Linked DNA regions of Homo sapiens: region 1 is linked to region 2. Evidence: chromatin loops called from intact Hi-C (ENCODE). Cell type or tissue: endothelial cell of umbilical vein. All regions are shown on one strand.

What was found. Peaks named below come from ENCODE experiments on the same cell type or tissue, not always from the same donor. Only the 100,000 strongest peaks of a DNase experiment are listed, where the experiment ranks them.
Region 1: a loop joins it to region 2, with 10 times the contacts of the local background. A loop is called at or near these places in 35 of 110 quality-filtered maps.

What each region holds. Positions count from the first base shown.
Region 1 is chr5:59,214,424-59,222,423 of GRCh38, forward strand. It overlaps PDE4D (phosphodiesterase 4D), which reads right to left. Exons shown (of 15, transcript NM_001104631.2): 2 at 1,354-1,545. Among named protein-coding and RNA genes, the nearest start is that of PDE4D-AS1, 180 kb to the left of the region's middle. In endothelial cell of umbilical vein, no CTCF peak of the experiment used is centred here; a DNase peak (open chromatin) is centred at 4,168.
Region 2 is chr5:59,363,885-59,371,884 of GRCh38, forward strand. The region is part of intron 1 of PDE4D (phosphodiesterase 4D); the gene reads right to left. Among named protein-coding and RNA genes, the nearest start is that of PDE4D-AS1, 330 kb to the left of the region's middle. In endothelial cell of umbilical vein, a CTCF peak has its summit at 4,095 (motif pointing left); a DNase peak (open chromatin) is centred at 4,087; H3K27me3 peaks cover 162 bases.

The DNA.
Region 1 (8,000 bases), 150 kb before region 2:
ATGTTGTTCCCTTAGCCCGGTATTTTCTGTATCTTTCCCTTGGGTGGAAAACTCTCCATCTCCTCTCTCTGTTCCTGCAGTACATGATAAATGCCTCAAGGATTGTGCTCACCATATTTTATTACAATGGTCTAAAATGCCAGACCTCACTGCTCCACAGATTCAGAGCTTTAAATACACCATATTTGCTCAAGAAGCATTCTCATTATGTGTGAATGAATAAGTAAGTGTCATGAATTTCAAATCTAAGGAAGTGAGATAAAAATAATGTAAAAATAGGGCCACTAGGAATAGAAAGTTGTTTAGAGATGAAGAAGGGTAGACGTCAATAATACAACTGCTAAAATAGCAACCATAGTTTGTAAAAATGAGTGAAATATAATTTCATTTCTAGAACCCCATGTAGACCTATTGCAATACAACTGATGCTCTGTTAGAATGGCAAGAATAACACTAGACACTCAGGGGTTCCATACAGACTAATTCTTATAAGATAAATTGCAGCCTGTTATGAGTTTTTGAGATGGGTGTCATGAAAAGATGGTGAATGTTATTGGACAAATGTATAGACCAAGAGAGAAAGATGAAGATCGATTCTATACAGAGGCAGATGTGCCACGAATGATAGTATAGGTATTGAGTGAGAATAAAGACCTATGTAGAAAAACATGCACACTACCACAAGAATGAAATGCACTGAGAAAATGAGCTAGTGATGGTACAGGATCTGCAAACCTGCTTGTCAGTTTTCATTGTTTTTCAAGCTGTACTATATCTTAAATGATATTCAAGTCTGTCTAATGTTTTCTGTGCTTGCCTCTCATGATCCTTAAAAGTTGGTTTAATTTTGGCAAAGTCCCACAAAGATTTCTTAAATGATCTGGCAAACCAGTGCTAACATCTGTACATACATTAATTGAAATATATTCAAAATGCTATACAGTCTATTATCACAGGACTTTTCAATGGAGTTGAAAGCTTTTCAAAATATTAGAAAATATCCATGTAGTTAGGTAGCTAAAACTCAGGCTCTACATAAATATAAGCTAATGATTTAAGTGTTAGTTTCCATTAAAAATTTAATTCTCAGTTTTCCTATAAAGTATTTTCTGGGAAAATAAATACATGCGTGTGTGTGTGTGTGTGTGTGTGTGTGTGTGTGTGTTAATCAAGAGTGACAGTGCACTCAGGTTAAATCTACCATTCATTTCTAGCTTGTATAATTTTATTCATATTCTTTCTACATTGGAGGAGAGTGATACAGTTGAACAAAAGTCATTAGTTTTATTATGTCATCAGCTCTAGATATAAATTTACTCGGTTTTCTCTCTCTTTGCCTGCCCTTGTACTTACATATCACTGGCAATGGAGGAGTTCCGGGACATAGACTTTGGAGAGAGGTCATAATCGCTGTCGGATCGATACAGGAAGGACTCCCGTCGTTGACTGTGGACAAAATTTGCTTGGAGAATTAGCCCGGATCCTGGGCTGGTCATGGGATCCAAGGGACTCCGTCCCGCAGATGTGCCATTGTCCACATCAAAACTGTAAAGGAAGGAGAAGGAATTATGTTGCTGTGAACATTCACATGTTCATATTTTCAAAAAGCATTTAGCGTCAGCTGAGGAACTGACAGTGGAATTAGCAGGAATGAAAATTACAGCTAATTTCTGCCATAAAAATATGATAATATTGAAATACATAAAAGAAAAACACATTGACTTCACATTCTTGTTCTCCTGGATACTGTTGTTAACTGACCAGATACAAGATACAGGTTTTTCCAAACTCTACTTCAGTTAAAAGGGAAACACTCTGCAAAACATAATCTTCTAAGTACAAAATTCCTTTCGGAAAATAACAAATACACAGTAATTCATCAAATATTTGAATTCGATTCAACAAATACCCATTTTGTGCCTAATGCTGTTCTCCCAAACCTGGGCTTCTCCCTCCACACTCCTACCCTATAACATCCATCCAAGCATTAATTTCTATTGTACCCACTTCCTTCCATCCCTACTACCAATATTTTAAATTCAGGTCTCCATCAAATTTCACCTATATTATTATAACAACCTTTATATTAGTGTCTTGAATCCATTTTCCAGTGTCATTCTTCAGTTTAAAACCCTTCAGTAACTTACCATTGCTCTCAGGATGAAGTCAAAATTTCTTTGCCAGACTGCCAGTCTAACCATCTGCTCTCAATTGCAATTAGTTGCCCCCAGCCTCAACTTGCCATCCTCAGCTATTGGGTACTTCTTGCTCAACTCATATTGAGGCACTATCTCCTTCTCACAGGCCATCACCACCTCACCTCCTGCTCCCCTAAATAATCAAATCCCCTTTCCCCTGCCTAACTGTCACTCATCCTTGAGACTTAGCCTGCACCTGAAAGGCTACCCTGGTACATCAGAGCTTTATGAAAGGCCCTTTCTCTACGCTCCCAAGACACTTTCCCACTCCCTAATGACAGAATTTACAATGAATTGAAAATGTTTTTCACCCGGTCTCCATTCCTAGATTGTGAGCTCTCTACAAATGGAGACTCAGCGTATTCTTGGCACATTGAAAACTGTGCCCAAGTGTCTTGAGTAAATGATTAAATGAATAAAAGGCACTGTGCTCAGCAATACATATTTTAGAGCTGGGAAAAAATCTACACACACAGTTCTTAACGTCATAGTCCTTATAATCTAGATAAACTTTCCACAAAGAACCTTTCTAGTGAAACATCAACCAGTATTAAAATAAAGTCAACTTTCATGTGTTCTTAGGAGAGGAGGGTGATAGCTTATGATAGCCCAGCAGGTGTGTGGTTTTAAAGAAAAACTTGTTGAAAGAATAAATAAACATGTGAATTCAAGTTTTGCTGTCATTAATATTTTCCCCATTAGAATCTTTATTCAAACTATTAACTAGCTCATTTTAAAACATTCCTTTATTTTCTTTATCGGAGTCATTAATAAATAGAGTTATGACTCTAAGATTGGAAGATGTTTCATGGATCACTTTTGAATCTGTGATCAAATAACAGTGGCTCCGAAATAATCCATCAAATAAACAGAAGAGGGAAAACTCATTATCTTGAGCAGCTGTAAATATGTTTTTCCAACTTAAAATTTTCTTAGAATTGTGTCTCTTTATAGATATATTTATTTGGTTCAGGAAGGACAATGAGAGATTGTCAAGTCGAACAGACTCACTTTACAGACGAGGATACCAGGTCCTAGAAAAGTTAATTGACCAGTCACTGAGCTAACTGCATTGAATCATCGATTGTTCCTAAAGTCCTTCCAGCTCTACTGCATGATTATATAAACCACAAATATATGTGGCACCCAAACAGGGGACATCTGTTTCACCAGAATAGGATAGGCACATATGTATGTGAAACCTTGTCAATTCCCAGGAAGGCTGGAAGGGGAGGATGGTCTCTAATCATTCAATAGACATACATTAGGGATCTTTGGCAAACTCTCCTTGGATATGCTTAAATAGGCATTTATTAAGCACTTAATATGAGTGCATTAAGATACAAAAATAAAGGATGAATGACTAACTCAGGCTGGGATATCTGAGAAGTTTTCATGAAGAGTAGTATTTAAGAAGGTTTTTGAAGGTATTTAGTACACAACTGGAAGACATTAAAAACTTCTAAATAGTGGGGGTTTGGCAAAGTAGATTTCTCTTCTAAGAAGATAGTCATGGCAGCTTTTCAGCATGAGGAGGACCTAGTAATGTGAATGCCTGTAGAAATGTTTATGTTTATTTCCCTTTAATATCAAGATATTCTTATTGCTACACTTTAAAAAAGAAAATACCCCCTCCTTCCTGTGCATGAACAGAAATGTAAGAGATACAGAAGTGTGAGTTTTGGTTTAGTTTTTTTCAGTTCAACTGAGTAAACACCAAATTTGTATAAATCAGTAATTTTTTCTTTAATTATAATTTTTCCAATTAAATCAAGCAAGTCTTAACACTCCACTATAAGTTTTGAAACAAATATTGCTAAATACCTTAAGTCATTTAGATAGTTATGATATTTTTAAATCTTACAACTTTTAAGCCATAATATTAGCACTAAAACCAAAACATTTATTAATAGGTCAGGAAGTGCTTGATATGAGATATTCTAGGGGCTTTAATATTTTTCTTTGTATACTGTAATATAAAAATTTGTCCACTAGATGGAGATCATTTTCTTAAACAAGGAAACTATTTTCTACTGAAGGGTTAAATAACCTTAAAGGCCTAAATTATTTCTTAGGAACTCATGAAAATAACCCTTTAAATGACATCCAAAAAACAAAGTTCACAATGTATACTAAGTAATTATCAATATTGATAAAATTACATTAATCTAATATTAGTATTAGCTTTACAAACATTGAGAATGAAGATCTAAAAATAGTGACTGATATTTTATTGGACTTTTTCTTAAATGATGAGTTCATGTCCTTTGTAGGGACATGGATGAAATTGGAAATCATCATTCTCAGTAAACTATCGCAAGAACAAAAAACCAAACACCGCATATTCTCACTCATAGGTGGGAATTGAACAATGAGATCACATGGACACAGGAAGGGGAATATCACACTCTGGGGACTGTTGTGGGGTGGGGGGAGGGGGGAGGGATAGCACTGGGAGATATACCTAATGCTAGATGACGAGTTAGTGGGTGCAGTGCACCAGCATGGCACATGTATACATATGTATCTAACCTGCACAATGTGCACATGTACCCTAAAACTTAAAGTATAATTAAAAAAAAAAAAGAAAAGAAAAAAAATACTTGAGAAGACTTAATTGAATTTCCGTAACAAATCACTGAGTACTTATTGTGTTGGAGTAAAGTAACTTGAGCATCATTAATAGTCTGGGGTTTCACTCTAAATTTTGGCACCACAAGTATTCTCAGAATACGGTTTGTTCTGGGAAGTGAACCTAGGGTCTGAGTTCATTTGCATAATTTATTTCCATGATATTAAATCCTCTTATAATCAAAATTAATTATCAAGAAAAAGTAATATTACCGAGAATCTCCAGTCTGAAGTATCAGCCAATGTCAGTATTAGTGAATGACTTTATACAAAGAGAGACTTTGTATTTTGAAATAGTCATTGAATAAACTTTTACATTACATCCTATGTCCTTAGATCAGCACTTGAATAAGTACAGATATACTACACATTGTCCTTTTCTAGAAAGCACTAAAGTCTAGTTAAGGTAATAGAACATCAAGCAACCAGAGAAAATAAAAGCAGCAAAACAGGTGGCATCTGTATTAAATAGCATATAAATACTAAAACACGAAATTGTATTATATAGGCAATCAGACTATGTGATGTAGACAATGAATGTAAAGGGAATTTAAGAAGTTGCAGGATGTACACCTTTGAAGGAGAGTTAAAAAATGTCCAGCCAGAGTAGAGCTGGGGTTGGGGGTGGAGGCCATCCAGCAAAAGTGAAGCCACAAAAACAAAACCAAGAAGGAATGAATAAGGCGTGTATATAAAACAGGACATTTAGTGTCTGGCTAAATTTGAGGCTTGGTATTAAAGAATAGTGGGGACCTATAAAAATGGCAATTTTGTACAGTTCAACCTAATAGGTAGGGATGGATGTGTTTATGGAAAGCTGGGCCAAGGAGTGTCAGCAGAAGCTTGTTATAAAGACTTACGTGGAAACACACAAATCAACTTTTAACATTGAAATCTCAGGGGAGTAAGATGAGGAAGACCAGTATTTGTTAAAATAAACATGTTGCTTTTGCAACAAATAAAAGGTAGAAAACAGAGTAGAGGCTGAGCACAGTAGCTCATGCCTGTAATCCCGACACTTTAGAGGCACACGTGGGAGGATCGCTTCAGACCAGGAGTTCAAGGTTACAGTGACTGATCGTGTCACTGCACTCCAATCTAGGCGACAGAGCATGACTCTGTCTCAAAAAAAAAAAAAAAAAAAAAAAAAGAAAGACAAAAAACAGAGTTAAAAAAAAAAAGGAGAAAAATAAATGTTTTAACTACAAGAGGACCCCCAAAAAGGCTTGTTCATTAAATACTTCAAATATTAGAACTAGGGGGTTTGCCTTGAGTAGGGAGGTTAGTTGTGGATTTTAAAAGGCAGCACATTTTTACTCAGTAGGTAGTAAGTTAACTGAGAATTAGACACTTACTTAACTTTCTGAAAGTTAGCCTAATTAGTCAGTTTGGGCTGAAATTATAGATGGCTTCAAATAAGCTAGTTATCTTTGAAACATAATTTTATCAATAGTCCACATCGTGGTGTTATGAATAAAACAAGAAGGTGATGAAGGATAAGGTAGCCCTAACCTTAGATGCTGGTATCAAAATGATCAGTTGTGAATTTTCCAAAGACATTCTTTAGAAAACACTTGGATGTGGTGAATTCTCTTTTGACTCACAGCCAATTAGATGGAGCCCAAGCAAAAAACTAGAAGTTTGAAAAAGTAACTAAAGGATTGGGGAGAGTAAAAATTACCAAGTTTAATGATGATGGTGGCAATAATAATAATGTTAATAACAATAAAACTTCTGGAGCACTTTCCATGTTCCAGGCGCTGTGCTTTGCATATATTATCTCATTTAATCCTCACAATAACACTTTGAAGTAGGCACTGTATTTTCCATTCGACCATGGGGACTCTGAGGCATAGACAAGTGACTCTATGTTCAGTAGTATGCTCAAGCTCATAAGTGGGTTTTAAACTCAAGCTGTCTGATTCTAAGGCTGGGGAGAATGGACTCTGTTTACACCTCTATTATGAAGTTTCATTTAAAAAAATACAAGAATACCTTTTAGCTTCCTCACCTGCAGGGAACTTTTGAAAGTAACATTCTGATTAACTTACAGGTGACGCATGCAAAGGCTAATTCTGAGACTAAATTTTCGTATGGGGCTGGGTGTGGTGGCTCATGCCTATAATCCCAGCACTTTAGGAAGCCAAGGCTGGTGAACTGCTTGAGCCCAGGAGTTCAGGGCCAGCCTGGGCAACATGGTGAAACACCATCTTTACAAAAAATTTTAAAATTACCTGGGTGTGGTGGTGCTTATCTGTAGTCCCAGCTACCCCAGAGGTGGAGGCAGGAGGATCACCTGAACTAAGGAGGTCGAGGCTGAAGTGAGCCATGATTACGTCACTGCACTCCAGCTTGGGCGACAGAGCGAGACTCTGTCTCAAAAAAAAAAGTTTTCATATGACCCAACATTTTGGAATTTGCCAAATCCCCAGCTTTTTCCAATTCTGAACATAACAGTAGGGTGTAAAAAAGTCTTTGCTGTAACCCATTTGGCGGGTTTCTTTATAGCATTTGAGATTTCATTTGGAATTAAGGAAGGGTCAGTGGGTCTGCAAAAGGGCTTAGCAAATGGAACTAAGTGAGGTGCTTTCTTGTTCCATATGTTTGCTTCCCTTAATGCAATTTAAGAATGCACACAATTCTTAAAAGAGATAACTTTTGCCAGAAGGCAGTTTTGGAGGAGGAATGATATAGCTATATTTGGTCTCCCATGAGGGGGCAGTAACAGTAATGACCAGCTGGCCTGCTGCATTCAGAAGTGTTAAAGAATGTGTGTGGCTAGCACTACTCATGACCATTTACTCCACAGACCCATCCTTTTCTATGGAACCAGCCCCCTACAAGAAACAAAGAGAAGTCGGACAAACTGACGAATGAACTAATTACTCCCAGTTCTCCACACTGTTCCATTTCAGTGGAATTACTGGATGGTAATACAGTTCCAATCTACCTTTCATCCACGCTCTCAACTGCTCGCATACTTTGTGTCTACTGACCTTGTAATTGTTTGTCTGCTGAAGGTCATTTCTCATCTTTTTGGCCTTTTGCTAGACACTGCTTCCCTAGTTTAAACTTTTCCCAATTTATTTTTGACCATGATATGGGCCCTCTCCTGAGCCAGAGTCCTGCTACTGTGCTGAGTAAATAGCTTTCCTCATCTATCCTAGCCAT
Region 2 (8,000 bases):
CCTAGAGTATAGTTCAGCTTGAGGAAAAGTGATCCTGTCAATGTTTGTATGCATTGTGCACTGCCCTGCACTTTCCCTCTGAATATTCTACATAGGAGAAAAATCACAACACTTTTCAGTCCATCCAACCAAAGGTAACAATGTGCTAGGGGCTACAATAGAAATCCAGATGTTTGAGTAACAGCAAAAGAAAACAGCTTATTGTTGTTATTTGTTTTTGTTTTGTAACAGAATATATAAAACTTAGGGTGCCATTTACTAGCTATCTCTCAGAACCAGCTAAGAAATTTATAACAGACATTTACACAATTAGGCTATTATTAATAAGACAATTGGACTGGTTCTGGTTTTTGCTTTCAGTGTTACCACTAATTTTATTTCTACTGGTTCAGTGGAGTTAAGTGACCTTCCCAAGTTTGGAAAGTGCTAAATAATGGGGCCTTGATGAAAACTTTAGCTTACCTCTAAATTTTAGAGAATAAGCCATTTTTATATTAGAGATTTTTAATTAAACTTACTACCTTAAAAATGTAGAAGTAAATTTGAGAACACACAATTGTTATTTCATTGGTCAGATGATATCCAGTAAAATCATTTATCCAGCAAAATTCTGAGTTAAATTTGACGTGTTTTTGTTTGATATATATGCTATAGGTGAGTCTTAAGGGATTGAATTTATATTTGAAAATAAAACAAACTTTGGTCAAAGAAACAAAATTATAACTATGGGCTTTTAGGTCTCACCAGGCACTGGATGGTGAAATGCATGAGGCAGCAAGTATTTTTCTAAATATTCTATAAGTGACCCTAACAAAAACACACAAAGCTTTGAAATAAACAGAGCTAAAAGATATAGACTAGTAAGCTACTTTCTATATGGAATTTTGTTCAACAGCTAATCAAACCAACCAGCCTCCCTTCCTTTTTTTCTTCCTCCCTCTCTCTTGCCCACCCACCTACCTTCCTTCCTTCCTTCCTACCTACCTTCCTTCCTTCCTTCCCTCCTTTCTTCCTTCCTTCTACTCACAAATGCATGTTTAGCATCACCTCACATGTCCCAGGCTATGCCAGCTGCCTGCTAGTAGTCAATGGTGAAAACAATTCATGCCCAAAGAGAACTTAGGGCTGAATGAACCAAAAACTGAAACTCAAGGGTAATACAAAATTTGACTGGGCTTAGGTTTATTTAAAGTATCAGGGCAATAAGAAGAGAAGGAATATAAAATATTTATAGAAATAAAAAATAACATGAGCTCTTATTTAAGAAAAAATGTATATAATTAAGAAGAAGGTAGCCAGGTATGAAGCTCATGCCTGTAATCCCAGCACTTTGGGAGGCCAAGGCGGACAGATCTCTTGAGCCCAGGAGTTGGAGACCAGCCTGGGAAACATGGCTAGATCCCATCTCTACAAAAAAGAGAAAAGTTAGCCAGGCATGGTGGTGCATGCCTGGGGTCCTAGCTACTTGGGAGGCCGAGGTGGGAGAATCACCTGAACCTGGGAATCGAGGCTGCAGTGAGTTGTGAGTGTGCCACTGAACTCCAGCACTCCAGCCTGGCTGACAGAGTAAGACCCTATCTCTAAAAACAAACAAACAAACAAAAACAAGAAGATGATTTTTCAGATCATCAACATTAAAAACATATCAAATGAGTTATTTTTGGTGAAACGCCAGTTTGTAACACTGGCCTGGGGGAAATATTTGGGCTCAACCAGTCAATTCTTTCTATTCTGTTAAAGTGGAAAGAGCACAGGAGAGATACATTTGTACAGAAGTTTCTATTTCAGCCCAGTGTGGGTCTAAATAAGGGCTCCGTGGCTGGGGGTACAGAGATGGGTCCTGGTGCCTCCTTACAAAACTTGCAAACCAGCAAGAATCTTACCTCGGAAAAATATCTCTGTGATCTGTGGCAGTAAGCTTTTTCTCAATAAAACATATCAGTAGTGCTCACACATTAAAACTGACAAACGGTCCCTTTGAATCCTTCTTATACACATAAAGAAAAAAATAAGCATGCCTTAGTAGGGCAATCAGTCCTGGAATAGTCCAGAATGAGCTGAATTAGGGATGTCTAAAATATAAACTTGATAGAGCATATAAGATCTGTTTCAGTAGAATATGGTTCTTGCCATGTCAAAAAGAGGCTTTTTCCCCCCAAGATGGTATTATGAACATTTTCAAAAATACAGAAAAATTGAAACAAGTTTACAGTGAACACCTGTGTATCTACTGTTTAGATTCCAACAGTGACATTTAAGAAACTGCTTCTTAACAGGTGATTATCATATTAGGTGAGCAATTATTCAGGTAAGACTCATCTGAATACTATTTAGGATTGTGCCTATGTTTAACCTAAGTTATAAGTCTCTATGTTTTCTTCTGGAGTCTATTTTGAAGGGTGGACTTTGTACAGGAAAGACAATTTGTTTTTTTCTATGTCATATAAAGCACAAAATAAATCTGAATTTCTAAATCTTACTAACAAAAATAAATTCAGGATAAAAAGTAAATCTAAAGATATGCTCAAGATTATGAGTTATCCAAATCAATACCCATTTAATTGATAAAAGCTATCAACCATGAAGTTTTATTCCAGGTTAGTCCTAGGTAATATGTTTTTGGGATTCTCTGAAATAAGAAAATTGTTGGTAAGTTATGAGTCAGTCAAGCACTTGGGAATGAGATAATTGGGAGCTTTCCACAGTTACTGATATTGTACAAACTAAACTATAATATTTATAAATCAAGAGATGTTTTAATAGGTGAGTTGTTTTTGGGTTTTCTGTGGGTTTTATTATTTTGTTTTCTTTTGATATATTTTAAATGAACATTATATAAATGTTAGGCCTTGTTTGTCATGAACAAGACATTGTACTTTTCTATAAATGAAAAAAATTCAACTTCAATAACTCTATTTTTAATCAATTATTTCTGATGTGCCTAGTGTAAAAGTCAGCTTGCTAACTTCTCAGCAATTTGAAATGCAGGTCAAGGTCAGATGACATTACAAGAGTGACAGAGAAAACCTAATTTTAGTCTCCATGAAACTGAAGAACTCAACACAAATGATTACTGAACACTCAGCCCATGTTTGGAGTTGTACGCTTACAAAGGCATCCTATCAGGAAGGAGCAAGTACTGCAGAATCGTGGAAGAAGCTAGTGTGTTCTCAGGTGCTCCAAGAGCTGTGGAAAATCTCAGATTCAGACTATCGACTCCTCAAGTACATTCAAAGAACGTGTATTTGCAACTCTAGTATAAACTCATTACAGCAGAAGTTCTGAGAAAATAGCCAATACAGCTATAAGTAGCAGAAAGTGGCATTTTCCAAAAAAGTTAATGTTAATACTTTGTTTAAAAGCATATTATAAAATTGTCAATACTAAGTAGAATCTAATTACTCCTGAAAAGCATTTCTCATTTAAAAATCTATTCATTAAAATATGCACCAAAATGTTGATCAAGTTATTTCTGGGTAATAGAATGATAGATGTTTTTAAATTTTATTTTCCATAATGTTTATATTTTCTACAATAAATAAAGATGACTTTTATAATCAGAATAAATGAAATACATGTTATTAAAAAACTAGAGTAGTCAAGTTTCTTTTTTTCCCACCAGGAATTTTAGGTTTTTAGTTGATTAGACTTCAAACAAAGGTCAAGAGTAAAGACTTTTGAATCATATTAAATTAAAGATGTCTCATAGATATTTTACACATTGGTGAGATGTAAAGTAGTGAGAGAGAAGTCCTGAGAAGCCAGATAGGCATACACATCATTTAACACCTATGATGGTATTATTTAAAATCAAATCATTAATAGAATCAGCATGATGCAGTTTGCAGAAGCATAACTAGAGAAGACAAGAAGTCTGCCTTACAGAGCCTAAGAAGAGGCATGGCAAGGAAAAAGCAAGAGAGAGAGAAAGAAGCAGAGCTCTTAGTAGATGTAAAGAAATCCACTTCGTGCCAGTTTGCAAGGAAATTTTCCTTTATGAAGAGCAGAGCACTTAATAGATGTAAAGAAATCCACTTCGTGCCAGTCTGCAAGGCAATTTTCCTTCACGAGGAGCTAGCTGTTTGCACAGCGCCCTCTTGTGAAGAGAGGTTTTCGTGACTGTACCTTCACCCCAAGAGCCAAAAACTTCAAGTATCCTTCCAGAGCAATTGCTTAGCTTTCATCAGCTGAGGATTAACTTCCAAGGCTTTTTGAGGATGCATGTATGGGTATGAGTAACACACAGACTTGACATCCGAATTCTCTATTATTAAATGTGCACATAAATATTCCACAGAGTTGTGCTTCTTAATGATAATACTTTAAAAAGAACTTCCTAAAATAGGAAATTAGCATCTATGTTTGTTCCCATGACTTGTGAAACTTGCTCTTTTGCTCTGATGAATGCTGTTTCTCCATTCGGTAAATGAAAATTGAAAAATTGAAAATTGGGGACTACATTAAAAATCAAAAATTGTCCATTCATCTTAAAAATATGGAGACATTTATTTATAAAACGTTAGTATGCTTATGAGTGCCATTTGAAAATGCATTAGGCACCTGAAATTTCATATGATAGTCACTGACAAAAATATTGCCATTTGAGTAATATAAGAATTAGAGACATTTGGTGTGCTTGATTTAGCACGTTAATTAGAATAAAAATCTTTATTCATGTAAATGATTCCACTGATTTGCAATTATCTGGATAACTGCTCAGCAGGAAAAACCAAATTTTGGATACTTCTTGCAAAAAAGTAAATTACTGTGGAATATGATACAATGTATGCAGGAAGAGTTGTGCTTTATGTGATATTCTGACTCAAAACAGGAGAGAAAATGATTTCTTCTCACATTCAGTTGAACAATTGATTGGGAAGTGATTACAAACTTCACTTTGCCTGTCAGTGTCTGTGCTATGTATTTATTGAGGAGCTCATTCATTGCTACTCACTTTCCTAACCAAACCATCATGAAAAACATGCTTAGAACCCTGAGCTAGGTAAAATGAGAATGTGTGGCTTAGCACAAATCATAATTAAAAAGCAATGGCAACACCAAAGGATGGGTTGGGGTGCCCCTCCATAACCGCTACAAGGTTTTCCAAACCCACCACAAATAAATATGTGTCAAACATAAAAACGATGTGCTTTCTATGTAAATGCAAATTCAAGACAAGTCCCCAAGATCCCTTAGCTTCCAATCAAATTGTCATCACTTCTCAATCTACTACTATCTAGAAATTCTACTGTGGCCTTTGCTGAAAGTTCAGAGCATTCATTGATGAGTATCATTGTATTCATGTGGAAGAGATGACATGAGGCAGACAAGGACGGTAACAAGTCTGTGTAGGAATCTACACATATCTAGTGCTTGTGCAATGGGCTTTTGAATAGGCTTGTGAAAAAGACTAACGCCTCCCAACTGTATCTCCATCCCTGACATTTTGCCTGGTTTTCAGAATAGTATATCAATCTCCTTCTTGGAGATTGACATATGGGTATTTAATAGTCTTAGGTTTAATTCCTTCCAGGGAGACTGCAAAATATTGGAGTGCGTAGTTTATTTGGAGAAGAGGCAGGAAGGCGATTCTAGGAAATCAAAGTTAGGTGATGGAGAAGTGGGATAGCAAAGGAAGAAAAGTTAATACAGTGTGTATTAATAAGCAGGGGCAGATGGGGCCCAATCTCCCCAGGGACCTTTTGTGGGACCATATATACACATGCCTCAGGACTGTCCCACTGGAGAATGTGGAACCTGGGGTATATGAGCACCAACTCTGGACCCTCAATGTTGGAGTGTTGCCACTGGGAATGTTAAAAAATTCTGTAAACGGTCTCAGCAGGCTCCTTTGTACTGCAGAAAGCCCCCAGGTGCCTGAGATGGGAAACTGACTGAGTCTGCCATAGCCTCAGGTGAACTCTATAGTGGGTGGAGGGAAATGGGGCAGCACTCCAAGCATTTTCCACAAACAGGACTATCAAACTCAAAATGCTCAAACAGAACCACCCCACCACTAAACCTACTCCTCCCTTGAACTCCTCAAGCTCAATAAATAAAAACACACATTTCCAATTTGTTCAGGCCAAAAACCCTTGAATTATCTTTGACTCATCTCTTTTTCTCTCACTCTATGTAAAAATCCGTCATCAAACACAATTAGCTCTGGTTTCAAAACATTGCCAGAATCTGATCACTTCTCGCCATCTCCACTGCCATCACCCGGGTCCAAGTCACTACTGTCTCCTTCCAAGGCTATTGCAGTGGCGTCATAACCATTTTCCCTGCTTCTACTCTTGCTCCTACTCTATTCTTCACAGAGCACCCAGAGTGATCCTTTGAAAATGTATGCCATTTCTCTGCTCAAAACCCTTTACTAGTTTCCCTCTCCATTTGGGATAAAATCCAAACTCTTTTCCATGGTTTTCAAAAGCCCTCTCCTCTCTTTATGGCCTCCTTTTCTATTCTCTTTCTTGCTTACTCAGTTCCCACAATACTCAACTTCTTCCTGTTCCTTAAACACAATGTGCCTCCTCCTAAGGAGCTTTGCACTTGCTATTTCTTTTTCTTGAAACACTCTTCCTTTGGAAAAATGCATAATTCACTCATTTTGTTAAGATTTAAATGTCAGTTTAACAGACAGGGATACCTATTCTGACTTTTTAATCTAAAATCACACTCGTATTACTATTTCTTTACTCTGCACTAATTTTTTTCATAGAACTAACCATCACGACACACATTTTGAATGTGTTTATGTATTTCATATATTTTGTACTATCCTCCCCACAAAAAATTAAATTCTTTCAGAGGAGAGACATGTTGATTCACTGCTGTTTGGCCAACAACTAGAATAGGGCCAGATAGTGGTAATGGTTCAATATATATTTGCTAAGTGAATTAATTCACTGTTCTGAGAGCCATATGAGATAAATATTGATACTTATTAAACACTTAAACGTTATGATTGATATTGGCCTATAAAAAGTGTAAGCAGCCTCTGCTCACCAGAAGTATGAATATCCAAGGTGTAGTGAAATTATCAGAGTTTAGACCTGTAAGCTTGTCCAACCCGTGGCTTGTGGGCTACATGGCCCAGGATGGCTTTGAATGTGGCCCAACACAAATTCATAAACTATCTTAAAACATCATGAGACTTTTTGTTTTGTTTTTGCTCATCAGCTATCATATTGGTGTATTTTATATGGGGCCCAAGACAATTCTTCCAATGTGGCCCAGGGAAGCCAAAAGATTGAATACTCCTGGGAGGGTATATTACTGTATTATGAACAATGATAGTTAGGAAAAGAAAGGAAAGAAAGGTTGAGACTGGACTGTGAAGGAACTTGAATGATACGTTAGGAGTGGGACCTTTGTTCCATTTAGAAGTGAAAACTTACCAAGTTTCTCTGAACAAGGGAGTGAAATAATAAAAGCAGAATTAATTTCAGAACAATTGATATTTTGATTCTACTTGCAAGGACTTGAGCAGGAAAGATTAGAGGCAGAGAGACAATGTCGTGAACTTTCCCCCACTCGAATCCTCCTTTTTCCCAGTATTCAAGACACTGGCATATGTACTGGCATATATGTACTATTTGCATCTTTTAAACTTAGTTTGAAGACTACTGTATCATCAAATATTTTTCATACTCAGTTAAGGTGGTTTTTGATCTTACTGCGATGTTAAACTACCACACTTTGTTTAGCTGAAAAAAAGGTCTGTCCATGGTTTCTCTGGATTGGAAGTGAACCTACTATAGATATGAAAAGCTCATATTCATTCTTCTTCAGGTTACCTAAAAACTAATAACTAAAGTATTAGAAAAAGATAAGTTTCGGTATGAATATACTATAGGTTATCTGGTGAGACACAGTTATGAGTCAACGGGAATAAACACGTCAAAGGCATCTGTAGTGCTTAGCAAAGTTTCTTTACATCTCTAATTTGTTTCTTACCCAGGGCAAAATGCAAACTGCAGTCTTCTTTTCTCTAAAGG